4 separate regions of the Homo sapiens genome follow, and regions 1, 2 and 4 are each linked to region 3. Evidence: chromatin contacts called from ENCODE Hi-C or POLR2A ChIA-PET data. All regions are on one chromosome and are shown on one strand. Each heading gives the region's core, a stretch centred on a gene start or an enhancer-like site at or near the end of the contact. The rest is flanking DNA. Distances are from core to core; before and after follow the strand shown.

The links. Hi-C counts contacts between places; a loop is a spot of excess contacts on that map. ChIA-PET counts read pairs that join two places held with the same protein, here RNA polymerase II (POLR2A). Pooled maps may share reads with other maps.
Region 1: a loop to region 3 is called in a map of naive thymus-derived CD4-positive, alpha-beta T cell, with 12 times the contacts of the local background. The contact joins the promoter of SOCS2-AS1 here to the promoter of DUSP6 in region 3. A Hi-C loop is called at or near these places in 1 of 168 maps with a recorded cell type or tissue (naive thymus-derived CD4-positive, alpha-beta T cell) and 8 of 50 pooled maps. POLR2A ChIA-PET finds 5 or more read pairs at or near these places in 1 of 52 experiments (activated CD4-positive, alpha-beta T cell).
Region 2: a map of B cell shows a loop between it and region 3 (9-fold over the local background). The contact joins the promoter of UBE2N here to the promoter of DUSP6 in region 3. A Hi-C loop is called at or near these places in 2 of 168 maps with a recorded cell type or tissue (B cell and naive thymus-derived CD4-positive, alpha-beta T cell) and 7 of 50 pooled maps. POLR2A ChIA-PET finds 5 or more read pairs at or near these places in 1 of 52 experiments (Caco-2).
Region 4: a map of B cell shows a loop between it and region 3 (14-fold over the local background). The contact joins the promoter of NUDT4 here to the promoter of DUSP6 in region 3. A Hi-C loop is called at or near these places in 2 of 168 maps with a recorded cell type or tissue (B cell and naive thymus-derived CD4-positive, alpha-beta T cell) and 8 of 50 pooled maps.

What each region holds. Positions count from the first base shown.
Region 1 is chr12:93,569,963-93,572,662 of GRCh38, forward strand. SOCS2-AS1 (SOCS2 antisense RNA 1) reads right to left here and starts at 1,436. Exons shown (of 4, transcript NR_038263.1): 1 at 1,303-1,436. It also overlaps a transcript of SOCS2 not described here. RefSeq lists silencers at 480-529, 590-779, 1,150-1,429, 1,790-1,839, 1,850-2,159.
Region 2 is chr12:93,440,628-93,443,432 of GRCh38, forward strand. UBE2N (ubiquitin conjugating enzyme E2 N) reads right to left here and starts at 1,320. Exons shown (of 4, transcript NM_003348.4): 1 at 1,228-1,320. The coding sequence starts at 1,257. RefSeq lists silencers at 536-655, 686-825, 976-1,185, 1,266-1,725 and an enhancer at 1,218-1,855.
Region 3 is chr12:89,351,085-89,353,784 of GRCh38, forward strand. DUSP6 (dual specificity phosphatase 6) reads right to left here and starts at 1,417. Exons shown (of 3, transcript NM_001946.4): 1 at 556-1,417. The coding sequence starts at 955. All of the region lies in intron 9 of POC1B-DUSP6 (POC1B-DUSP6 readthrough), which reads right to left. RefSeq lists an enhancer at 1-543 and a silencer at 2,363-2,672.
Region 4 is chr12:93,376,671-93,379,370 of GRCh38, forward strand. It overlaps NUDT4 (nudix hydrolase 4), which reads left to right and starts at 1,255. Exons shown (of 5, transcript NM_019094.6): 1 at 1,255-1,751. The coding sequence starts at 1,653. LOC643339 (a long non-coding RNA gene) reads right to left here and starts at 1,066. Exons shown (of 5, transcript NR_040096.1): 1 at 767-1,066. RefSeq lists an enhancer at 851-1,790 and silencers at 1,027-1,366, 1,587-1,886.

The DNA of each region.
Region 1 (2,700 bases), core at 186-2,685, 4.2 Mb after region 3:
TAGGTCACATTTCAAGTAGGTCATATTTCGGGGGCGGGTGCGCAGACAAGGAGATGAGTTTCCACTAAGGCCAGGGGGCCTCCAACGGGGTTGGAGGTGAGAATCCCAGGTAGGGTAGAGGTGCCGAGATCCTTCCGAATCCCAGCCCTGGGGCGTCAGCCCTGCAGGGAATGGCAGAGACACTCTCCGGACTGAGGGAACCGAGGCCAGTCACCAAGCCCCTTCCGGGCGCGCAGGTAAGGGCGCCCCCTTAGCAGCCGGCGCAGGTGACCCGGGCGGGCCGCCGGGTCTACCGGAGACGTTGGAGCAGAGGGGAGGAGGAAGGGAGGAGCCGGGTGGGTGCGGGTGACAAGGAGCCGGAGCGCCAGGGGGAGGGGACTAAGGACGGCCGGCGCCGCTTAAGGAGGCGCTGCTCTCCCGCTCGCTGCCTTCCAGGACCTGATCAAGGGGACCGCCTCCGGTCCCCGGCCGTGGGCACCGGGACGAGCACGGCGTCCCCACGCCATCGATGTGTCTTAGAGCCGGAGAGTCTGGTTTCCGAGGACCCACAGTCGCTCCTGCACGCCCACCCCCCGCAAAAGTGCGGCCAGGAGGGTCGCATCGAGGGGGCGCCGCCGGGATGTTTAGAGGAACCCACCCCCGTGGCAGGCCAAGGGCCAAGGATCGCTATCCTTCCCTGAACCCGGGCGCTCAGCTGGCCCGGGTAGGGGGCAGGCTCCGGCCGCCGAAACGGGGTTGGCTGTAGCCGGTGGCCGGGGAGATCTCTAGCTTGCGCCCGAGCACCCCGGGGTGTGGGGCCAGAGGCAGGCCGACCCCGGCGTGCACACCGCCCGCCCTGCACCCGAGCGCTCTCACCCGGTCTTCCCTGAAGCCTGTGTATTGCGACCGAGCCTCTTTAAAGCAGTAGCGGGGCCCGCGGTCACGTGAGGCCGATTCCTGGAAAGTTCCTGGAAAGCCGCCTCCGCAGCAGCCGGGCGGGGCGCGAGCGGAGCGCTGACTGGGGAGGGAGGCGGGGAGCAAGGGAGGCGCGTCGGTCTGGGAAGTCGCGCGCACTCGCTGCTCCTGGGACCGACGTTTAACTCTTGCCAAGTCTCGTCGCAGCCGCCGCGGCTGGCGGGCCTTGGGCTTCCCCTGAAGCATGAGCCCTCTCGCCCGCAGCCACCCTCACCGCGTGGCCCGCGGACAGTGCGCGCCGGGGTCCCGGGTGCACAGCCTCAGGATACCCCGTGCCCGCAGCTCGGGCGCCCGCGGCAGGTACCGGTAGTGGGGGAAGCCCGAAGGCTCCGCCCCGAGGAGAGTTACCGGGGAGGGCGGCGAGGCGCGGCCGCGTGCGCCGGGGAGCGGCGGACGGCCTGGGCTTCCGCAGCTCGGAGCGCCGGGGAAGAGAGAGTCCGAACCGCGGCTCTGCCCCGCGGCCTAGCGTTGCTGCCTGCTTTCTCCAGCCCCTTCTCGGCGTCTGGAAGTGTCTGGAGTTTCTTTTTTTTATTTCCCCTAAACTGCCATTCAAATTAATAATCCTCCTAATAACCTGATCTCCCGCTCCTCCCCACCGGCCTGCCTCCCGCCCTCGCTCCTTCCTCCCTCCCTCCCTCTCTCCTTCCCACCTCCAGGGTCGCAGCCGGAGGGAAACCCGGCAGCAGTCCGAGAGTGGAGGTGTCCCAGCCCGTAGGGGGCGTCGCCGCGCGGTGGGGGATGGGGTCGAGGCAATGATCCTCGAGGCTTTTGTGTGCCCTCTGCGCACGGAACTCCGACCGCCGCCTCCGAGCGCGGGGCTGGTTGCATCCCCGGGCATCTCGTTCCCAAATTAAACGTTAACGGGGGAAACAAGGGCAGACGCCCCTCCTCTCCCGGGCCCCTCCCACCTCCCCTTTTCCCCCCACCCCCCCGCCCCATGTCCGCTGAGGAGGCTGCCTGGTGCGGAGGCGGCGGCGGCGGCCGCGGCCGAGGTCGAGGTAAGAGCGCGGCGTTGGTGGTTTGCATTTTCCGCAGCGCTCGCGACCGCCCGCTCGGCCCCGGCCTCGCCTCGGAGCCCCGCGAGGGCTGCGCGCTCGGGCCGATTCCTCGACAGCGCCCGCGGCGGCGAGAACCACCGCAGCCATCCTGGTCCGGGAGCGACCGCCGCGGCACCCCCAACCCCGCCAGAGCGGGCACCAGGAAGCGGGGGGAGGGGAGCGAGGAGCCTCCCGGGCGGAGATGCGGCAGCTCCCGCACCTCCGCACCCCGGGTTGGTGCCTCGGGGCCCCGCAGCGCTTTAGGGCGGAGAACCAAGTTTGTGTGGGTGCTTCTTCCTGGGGGCCCTCGGGCTGCGCCAGGTGTGAGACCGGAATGCCAATTTGGGGAATCTCTCCTGTTCTTTCCTTTTTAATTTTTTCTACTTGTCCTTGACAAGGGCCTATTCCCACTGGATCTGCAGGTGACTATTTGCTCTTCCTAGGTCGCCAGTCTTTGATTTCAGCTAGTGACCCTGGGCGGGAAGACACCCTGTTCACCCTCCTCCTGACCTCCGCCCCCCACCTCTTCAGCCAACTTTATCTTGGATCTCTGCTCTCTTTATCTTTTCTCTAGAGCTGGGCCAGGGCGCTAACTGGAAGCTTGGGGTTAAATGGTGCAGGAACGTAGAGGCGGAGGAGTCCCTGGGATTTTCCACGTCTATTTCCCCACCCCCACCCCAGCCGCAGGGGTCCAGTTTGGACTGACCCA
Region 2 (2,805 bases), core at 70-2,569, 4.1 Mb after region 3:
TAACATACACGTTCACCAGGTTATATCAAGCAAAATGATGCTGCAATTGAGTCACTTTAACTGGCGCATTTAGTCACATAAATGTGCAACTAATTTCCTTCATAAAAACCGACACAAAAATTTAAGGTTTAGTTGTTGTGATGACAAGGAATATCTCACGTCTGAAGACTTGTCGATATTTCCTTAAGACTTTACAAAATCAAAGAATCGAAAATGTCATGGTTCCATACATACTTGTCAAAACACAGTATTCATAAACAGCCAATTAATAATTAAAACGCACAAAATTGAGGGGCAAAAGATTTCACGAGATCCCCCACAGAGGCCAAGGTAGGAAGATCTCTGAAGCCAGGAGTTTTGGAAGCCGCCTGGGCACTATAGCGAGGCCTCATATCTACGAAAAAGAGAGGAGAGGAGAGAAGAGGAGAGAGAAAGAGAATCCCCCATAACTGCGGCCCTCCCCCAGCCTTGTGTTAAAACTATTTCCTCGGAACAGCTCTGAAAGAGTTTGCCAACCAGAGTAAAATCACTTCGCAGAGATAAACGAGCGGAAACGTATTCAGAAGAGAGAGATCGCGGAAGCAAGGGCAGCGGGGCGCGGGGCCCCCACGTCCCGGGACCCAGGCAGCCGCGGCAACCAGGGGCGAGCATGTGCTGACCGCGGCAGGACGCGCGGGCCTCCCAGAGCCACTTCCCGGGGCGCAGGGCCCCGCCCGGCCTGACCCTCCCGGTTCATTCATTCTGCACCCGCGGTTGCCGCACCTCCGCGGCCCCGTCGGGGCGGAGAAGAGGGGCTTGGCTGCCGAGGGACCTTGTCGGGCCACAATCCCCACCAGGCGCCCGAGCCCCGCCGCGATTCCCGCGCGCCCGCGGCCTCCGGCGGGGGGGTGGTCTCAGAAGCTATGGAGGCCCGCGCCCAAGCCCAGAGACCCCCAGCCTTGCCGCCCCACCCTCCGCCGGGGCGTGGGACAGCACTCCCTGGCCCGCCGGGCAGCCGCCTGGAAGCCCCGGGTCCCCGCTGTCCGGCTGCCCCGCCGCGGCCGGAAGTCTCCCCGGCGCCCCCTCCTCAGCACCCGACTTCCCTCGCCGCCGCGGCCAACCCCTCTCCGCGCCGCCTCGGGCCTCCCAGAGCGGGCCGCGGGCCGAAGGAGGCGAGAGGCCGCGCTGCCTGCCCAGCTGAGCCGACGAGAGCAGAGCGAAGAGCTGGAGGCCGGCCTGGGCGGTTACCTTGATGATCCTGCGGGGCAGCCCGGCCATCTTGTCAGAACCCGAGTTCGGCCTCTGGTCTCGTCTCCGGCTCCTCTCGCCTCACGCACGAGTGGAAGTCCCGGGCTCCACTTCCGGGGGACGTTGCCGCGCCCGTCGCCGCAGCCGCCGCCGAGGCCCCTCGGGAAATGTAGTCCCTGCTCGGGCGCGGGCTCGGGCACGGGCGGGCTTCCCTCCGACCTGGCCCCCTCCCCCGTGCGCCCCGCCCCAACCGCTGCCGGGGATGGCGGAAGTGACGCTCTGTTGCGGGGCAGGGACTTGGGACAGGCCGCGAGGGGAGGCGCGGGGCTCTGGCGCTCGTGGCCGAGCCTGCCCGCGACGGTGGTACGGCACGACCCGCGCGCGACTGCGCGCGCGTCTCTCTTAACCGTGGCCACGCCCGCGCCGGTGGACGACGTAACAGAGGCCTGGCCTACGACGTATCCCATTCATTCATTCACGCGTTCGTTCTTTCAGCTCACGCGTTCGTTCTTTCAGCTCAGCCTGCATTGCGCGCGTTCCCTGCTGGCTCTGCAGTGAACGACTGAGGTGGGGCTCATCGTCTTGCTCCTTCCTCAAAGGGAGGGCAAGACCGAAACTCGGTGGCAAAGCTCTGACTGGGGGTCTCTCCAGTTACTCACACGCTGTTGGGGGAGTTTTGATGTTTAAATTGTATAAATCGGACCTCTGACACGCCCCTAGGCCCAGGGTAGGCTGAAGGAAAAGGGTTTGGAGCGAGTTGGAGGCGGGAAGAATGGTTCTGAACGCCTAGACCTAAAGGTTGAGACTCAGAATTGTTAACAGGACGAATGACCAAGGAGAGGTTTAAAGAACCCAGAGTAATCCGTAAAGCAGAGATTACCTATAGAGTGCGAGGTCCTATGAGAGAATTAGAGTGGGGGTGCCCGAAAATTGAATTGTTGGGGAAGCGTTTTATCCTGATGACGGATGGTTTGCTGTGTGATGGACTGTTTGCAAGCACTTTACTTCATCTTCACAGCAATCGTGAGGAGGTGTTGTTTCCATTTTACAAATGAGGCTTAGATAGTTAACCTTTTCCAAGGAGCTGTTTTGTCCCCAGGCAGATCCGCCAAGACCTGGCCCTTAACTACTTAACCACAGTGTTTCCTAGCACACTAACAGACAGTAGATGGTGAATAAATGAAGACAAGACTGACCGTGCCTTCCAGGAACTTAGATTCCAATGGAGAAGAGAGACCAGTAAACAATTAGTTACAATCCAATGTGTTAAGGGCTGTCTGTAATACAGGTTCCTCCAAGGTGCTATTTTAGCAGAGAGGCATTAACTGCTTGAGAACTCAGGGAAGCCTTCTTAAATAAGTGAAGTCCTCAATGATGAGTAAGAACCTACCTGACCTTGTAGGGAAGAGTATGCCAAGCATAGGAAATGGCCTGTGAAATGGCATTGAGCTATGAGAGAGAAAAAATAGTGCACTAAAGAAACTGGAACTCTGAATACAAGAAACCTACTAAGAACAATAAGAAATATTTTGTGCTGGCACGATGCTAAATGGTTAATAAATTTAATACATCATTCAA
Region 3 (2,700 bases), core at 167-2,666:
GTAAGAACCGCAGCCCGGCGCAAGAAACACCACAAGCATCCTACGAACCCCCTACATACAGAACCATCTATAAGAGAAACACACTTTAAATGTGCACCATCGGGAATGGAACGAACGGGCCCGCCTCGCCAGGGAACCCTTATTCGCTTGAATCCGGAAATAGACAAAATGGCAACTTTTTGGAATATTTTGAGAGCTAAGATGTGCCAATTTGCATCCCCAACAATCTCTCCCGTCCTGCAAATCTTAATTCAAAATCGAACGATAGAAAACAGGGTGATGGTGGAGGATGTTCTGGCTAAGAAGGCGCAGAACCCGTTAGAAAGAAACCGCCGGTACCCGCAGCCGGAAGCGAGTGGATTCTGAGCCGGCCCGGTTCTCTGGTGCGGAACGCGCGGTTCGCGGCCCCTACCTCGCCGGCTGCCGGTCCCTAGGCGGGCAGCGCGGCTCCGAAGCTCCAGCTGAGCGGAGCAGAGGTATTTTCAATCCACGCGCCCCGCCCGCAGCCCTGCGCCCCTAGCCCTGCCCCGCGCGCGGAGTTCCCTGGGCGCGTACCTTCCAGGTAGAACGCCCGGCAGCCCTCGTCCTTGAGCTTCTTGAGCAGCAGCCCGAGCACCGACTCGCCGCCCGTATTCTCGTTCCAGTCGCTGCTGCTCTCGTCGTAGAGCACCACTGTGTCGGTGCCACAGCGCCGGGTGAAGCGGTCCCGGTCCTCGCCGCGCGTGAAGAGCGCGCGCACCGGCAGGTTACCCTTCTGCAGGCGCCGCAGCATGATGCCCGGGATGGCCACGTTGATGGCCGACTCGATGTGCGACGACTCGTATAGCTCCTGCGGCCGGCAGTCCATCAGCAGCAGCCGCTCGTTGCCCAGCTCCAGCTGCTCGTTGAGCCACGCCACCGTCTTGCTGATCGCCATTTCCGACGCGAAGGGCACGGGTCTGAGCGTATCTATCATGGGGGTCGAGCTGCGGGAGAGGGCGGGGTGCCTACCAGACGCCCCTCGGGGCAGGCATAGGCCGAGCGCACCGCGCGCGAAGCTGCCGCTCTCGGAGCGGGGTTTAATTCCGCCTCGCCTTACCCAAGCCGAGGCTAGCGGTTGGGGCAGACGAGACAGAAGTAAAGCCGGAGGTTCTCTCTGCACCCAGCTGCAGCCGCTGGCTCTTAGTGTCAATGAATCTCTCTCAATGAAGCTGCCCAGATAGTTTTTGTTCCTCCCCAGTGAATGAAATCCAATTAATTCGGACTCCGTGCTACTGAGAGGGGAGGAAAAAAAGTCTAGCGGCTTCTAATCCCTCCCTCCAAGGCTGCACCTCAAATCTACCCGGGCGTCTTTCTCCCCGGATTATTTAAGACTCGATTTGCTATCTCTTGGACTCAGCCTCGCACACCCCCTGCGCGAGGCAGCTCCTCAATGGATACAAACAGCGAGCGTCTCAATGGATACATTCTCCGGGCCAGCCAATGAGCGTGCTGCGGAAGGGGCTGTTGCCGTGGGGACGGGCCGGCTGGAACAGGTTGTGTTGATGAATTGTTAATGAGTTTGTCATTCACAAAAACGGAAAGGAATTTCCGCTCCGGATAAGCCCCAGTGCAAACAAGCTGCAACAGCGGGCTCGGCGGGAGGAAGGAGAAAGAAGGGGAGGCGGCAGCGGAGGAGGAGCAGGGCACATAAACCAGGGCACTTCAGTTGTCTCATGTTTCCTTCTGTTGAGAGTTCACACTTCGCGTCGGAACTTTTGCGCACCAATGGCGCAATTAGCATGCACAAAAGCCCTTGTTCGCGACGCTTGCGTTCGCGAGCTAGCTTTAGGAAAACTTGTGCTGACTTTTCGTTCTTTGTATTCCCTTCAAACTCATTTGGACCCAAGTTCGCCTTAACCCTCCCCTCCCCCAACCCCCCTTCTTTAGGCGGTGTGTGGCATTTGTTTGCCACTTTTAAAGGCCCAGCTCTGTTTGCTCTGATGTTCTTTTAGCCGAGGCTGTGTTGGGGCTGGTGAACTGACTGGGCTTTAGTGACCGATGAGGTGTTAAATGCTAATCCAACATATTTCGAAACAAACCAGGATTTTGTTGAAACATTTTAAAGCAAACAAACAAACGTCTGGTTGTGCAGAAAATCAGAAGAAAACCTTTTTTCTTAAAATAACATTTTATTTTCATTAAAACAATGTAGAGTGCAGAAACAAACTCTTAGGTCAGTCCAGTGCTTTTACTGTATTCCGCTCCGGCGGCGTGGGGAGTTACAAGCCATTGTTCGGGGGAATCTATATCTCTCCCCCCGCCCCACCACCACCATCGCCTGCTGGGAGGTCGCGCTGGTTAATGATTTCTGGGCAAGGAGCTCGGCTTCTGACGGGGGAGCCGGTCTGGCGGGGCTGCCTGAGCGAGGTGTGCTGGGACGCGCCGGGCCGGGCCAGCAGTCCCCGCCATGGGCGAGGCGTGAGGAAGTCCTCCCGCAAGACCTGCAGGCTGCGGGGGCTCGGCAGGGGGGCTCGACGATTGGTTACAGTTGGCAGGGAGGCATGTCAGAGGGGGCCTCCCCAGCCCTCTCCTGCCGCCGCCTCCTCCCTTTGTCCAGCGCCGGGCACTCCGGGGAGCACCAGCCGCGCCTGCGCGCTGCGCTCCCTGCCACCGCCCCGCCGTCCCCGTCTCCCCGCTTGGGCACGGGGCTGTGCGCGACGCAGTGGACGGGTGCGGGGC
Region 4 (2,700 bases), core at 5-2,504, 4.0 Mb after region 3:
TTGCCTTGAAAGCTCTTGGTCAATTTAGCTCCTCCTCCTTCAGCCCTCAGCTCCTGCCTTGCTGCCCCAATAATCTTTTTCTGACTGCAGATCTGGTCAAATCTTTGTCTGAAACCTTAGAGCCCATTACATTTGTAGTTTTACGTGTACACGTGTGATCATTTAATATTTGACGGTGTGCTCTCAGGTGCCTACGCTCCTGGAGAGGCAGGGGCTGACTGGTTTTGTTAGATGCCAGTGCCTGACACACAATAGGCCCTCAAGGGGTGAAAAACCAACCAACCAAGTCAGGACCCAAGCAACCTGGGCCTCTGTGGAAGGGCAGAATGGCCTGAGTTTGGGTTTCTCGAGCTACCTTAAGATCAGGCCTCCTGGCTCCTATCTTAGCCCTTCTAACACTCTGAAGTGTAGAGGTTGTTTGTTCCAAGTCCCCAAGGTACTGTAAGCTCCCAGATAGCAGAAATCCCATTATATTTTAGTGCTGTGGCCCCAGCATCCAGCTGCGCTGTTACTTAGCATGAGATCCACATGAAAACCATTTCGCAACTATTAGCCATTGCCAGTATTAATACTTTCCGGAAGGTGGCACAAAGTGGGGGATGTTATAGACAGCTTCAAAGAAACGTTTAAGCTAGAGTTGACTCTTTAAATAATACAAGCCATCCCCAACCAAAGATTAAAAATTTAAATACAAAAAAAAAAAAAGGAAATTTGCCTACCCCCCATTTGTGAAAACAAAGAAAAAAAAAACAGTTAACGTCTTAACTTTTCTAGGCCTTCACTCTCGCCTCTCCCCGCGCTACAAGGGCGAATTCTGGACGTATCTACACAGTCACCGCGGAGTCTGCAATCGCCGCGACGTCCCCTGGCATTTCTTGGCCAGGCTGCAACTTTGGTGACGGTGTATGTAGTTACATCCCCTGTAGTGCAGCTGGTATTTAGGGTCCTCATTGGCAAAGTTGAGGGTATAAGCAGGGAGGGAGGGGACCTTGGCTTCTTTCCATTCACTGGCATGTTTTCGGGGCACGGTCATCCCACGCTGGGCTCCAGCGCCAGTCCCAAGGCCTCGCCGAACTCCAGCCCGGGAGTGCGCGCGGCCCCGCCCACCGGGCGGCCGAGGTCCCGCCCCTACCTCCCCCGCCACACCTACCCACCCACCCCATTGCAATGGTCTCTGCACGCAGGCGCAGTGGCGCGCGGGGGAGGCGGGGCGCATGTGGGCTTCATTTAAACAGAGCAGAGGGGGCGGCGCGCGGTCGCCGCGGTGCTGCTGCTCAGTGGGAGCGGGTCTTCGCAACTGTCTCCGCGTGGCGCGCGCCTCTAGCCGCCCTTCCCCTGGCGGCTACGGCCGGAGGGAGCGGAGGCGAGCGGGAGTCGGGCTCCATGGAGAGCGGCGGACAACTGGGCAGAGGCGGAGCTTTCATCTCGGCACCCTGGTTCCAGTGACCCGCGCTAGCGTCCCGTCCCGCCCGCGTCGGAGCGGCCGCCGGCCCCGGGACTGACCGGCCTCGCCGCACCTCCCGCACCGACTAGCGCTCCCGGGCGCTCCTGCGCCCGACTCGCCCTCGCCCCCACTCCCCGGCGGGGTGGCGGCGGCCGGGCCCCCACGGCGGCGGCCGGAGCAGCAGCAGCAGCAGCAGGAGCCCGCCTCTATGATGAAGTTCAAGCCCAACCAGACGCGGACCTACGACCGCGAGGGCTTCAAGAAGCGGGCGGCGTGCCTGTGCTTCCGGAGCGAGCAGGAGGACGAGGTAGGGCGCCCGGCGCCGCACGCTGCCCTCCGGGGCGCCGGGGTCTAGGGCCCGGGTGCTTCCCCTCGCTCCCCGCCCCTGCGCAGGCTGCGGGGCTGGGAGGGATTAGCCCCCTTCCTCCCTCCCTCCTTTCCTCCCTCACTCCTTTCCTCCCTCACTTCTTCCTTCCTTTCTCTGGGCTGATAGATGAGACAAAGGGGGCTCGCCCAGCCCCAGTTTCTCCATCTGGGCACTCGAGAAGGCGCCTGGTCCCCGGGAAGGTCCCGGGCCGCGTAAGTCTCGCCTAGCGGGAGTCACCATCTTAACGTGCGAATTGAGTTGAAAGCCGGATAAACCTCGAGTGCTCAGCGAGAGGAGGGTGGAAATGGCGTGAGTGTTGCAGCAGAGCCCTTGTGCCTCTTTTACATATTTTCCTTCCATGTTACAGCCGTTTGCGGTCTCGGATTCGATCTAAGCATGTTTGTGGAGTAACAGACAGTCCTCGTGCTTGGAATTGAGTCTAGTCTTGGCAATTCTTGTGGGTCCATGAACCCGCAAGCTGTTGGCATAATTATGCCTCATTTTTAAAACGGCCTTCCCTTCTTAAAGTTTTCTGACTGCAGAAAAATGGTTAGTGAAAAATGTGGAATAATGCCAAAAGGGAGACGATGGACTAGAGATGGGCAAAGCTGCCATTTTCAGACAGTAATCTCCAGCTCTCAGCTTATGTATAAAGGGTTCTTTGCTGTCTGGCTTGACATCTGGAAAGGAGTAGCCTTTCTCGTTCTCAGAGCAGTCGTTCTTGGATAATTTACCCATCTGCATTGGGCTGAGAATGAGACCCTTGGGGTTTCCCTGGAGAGCGATTTTTACTTAATTCAGTAGTATTTATTTAAAATGGCTAACTGTTGAAGTTTGCTTAGGGCAATAGTAGCCTTTTGGTATTGCCACTCTTAAGATAAATTACATA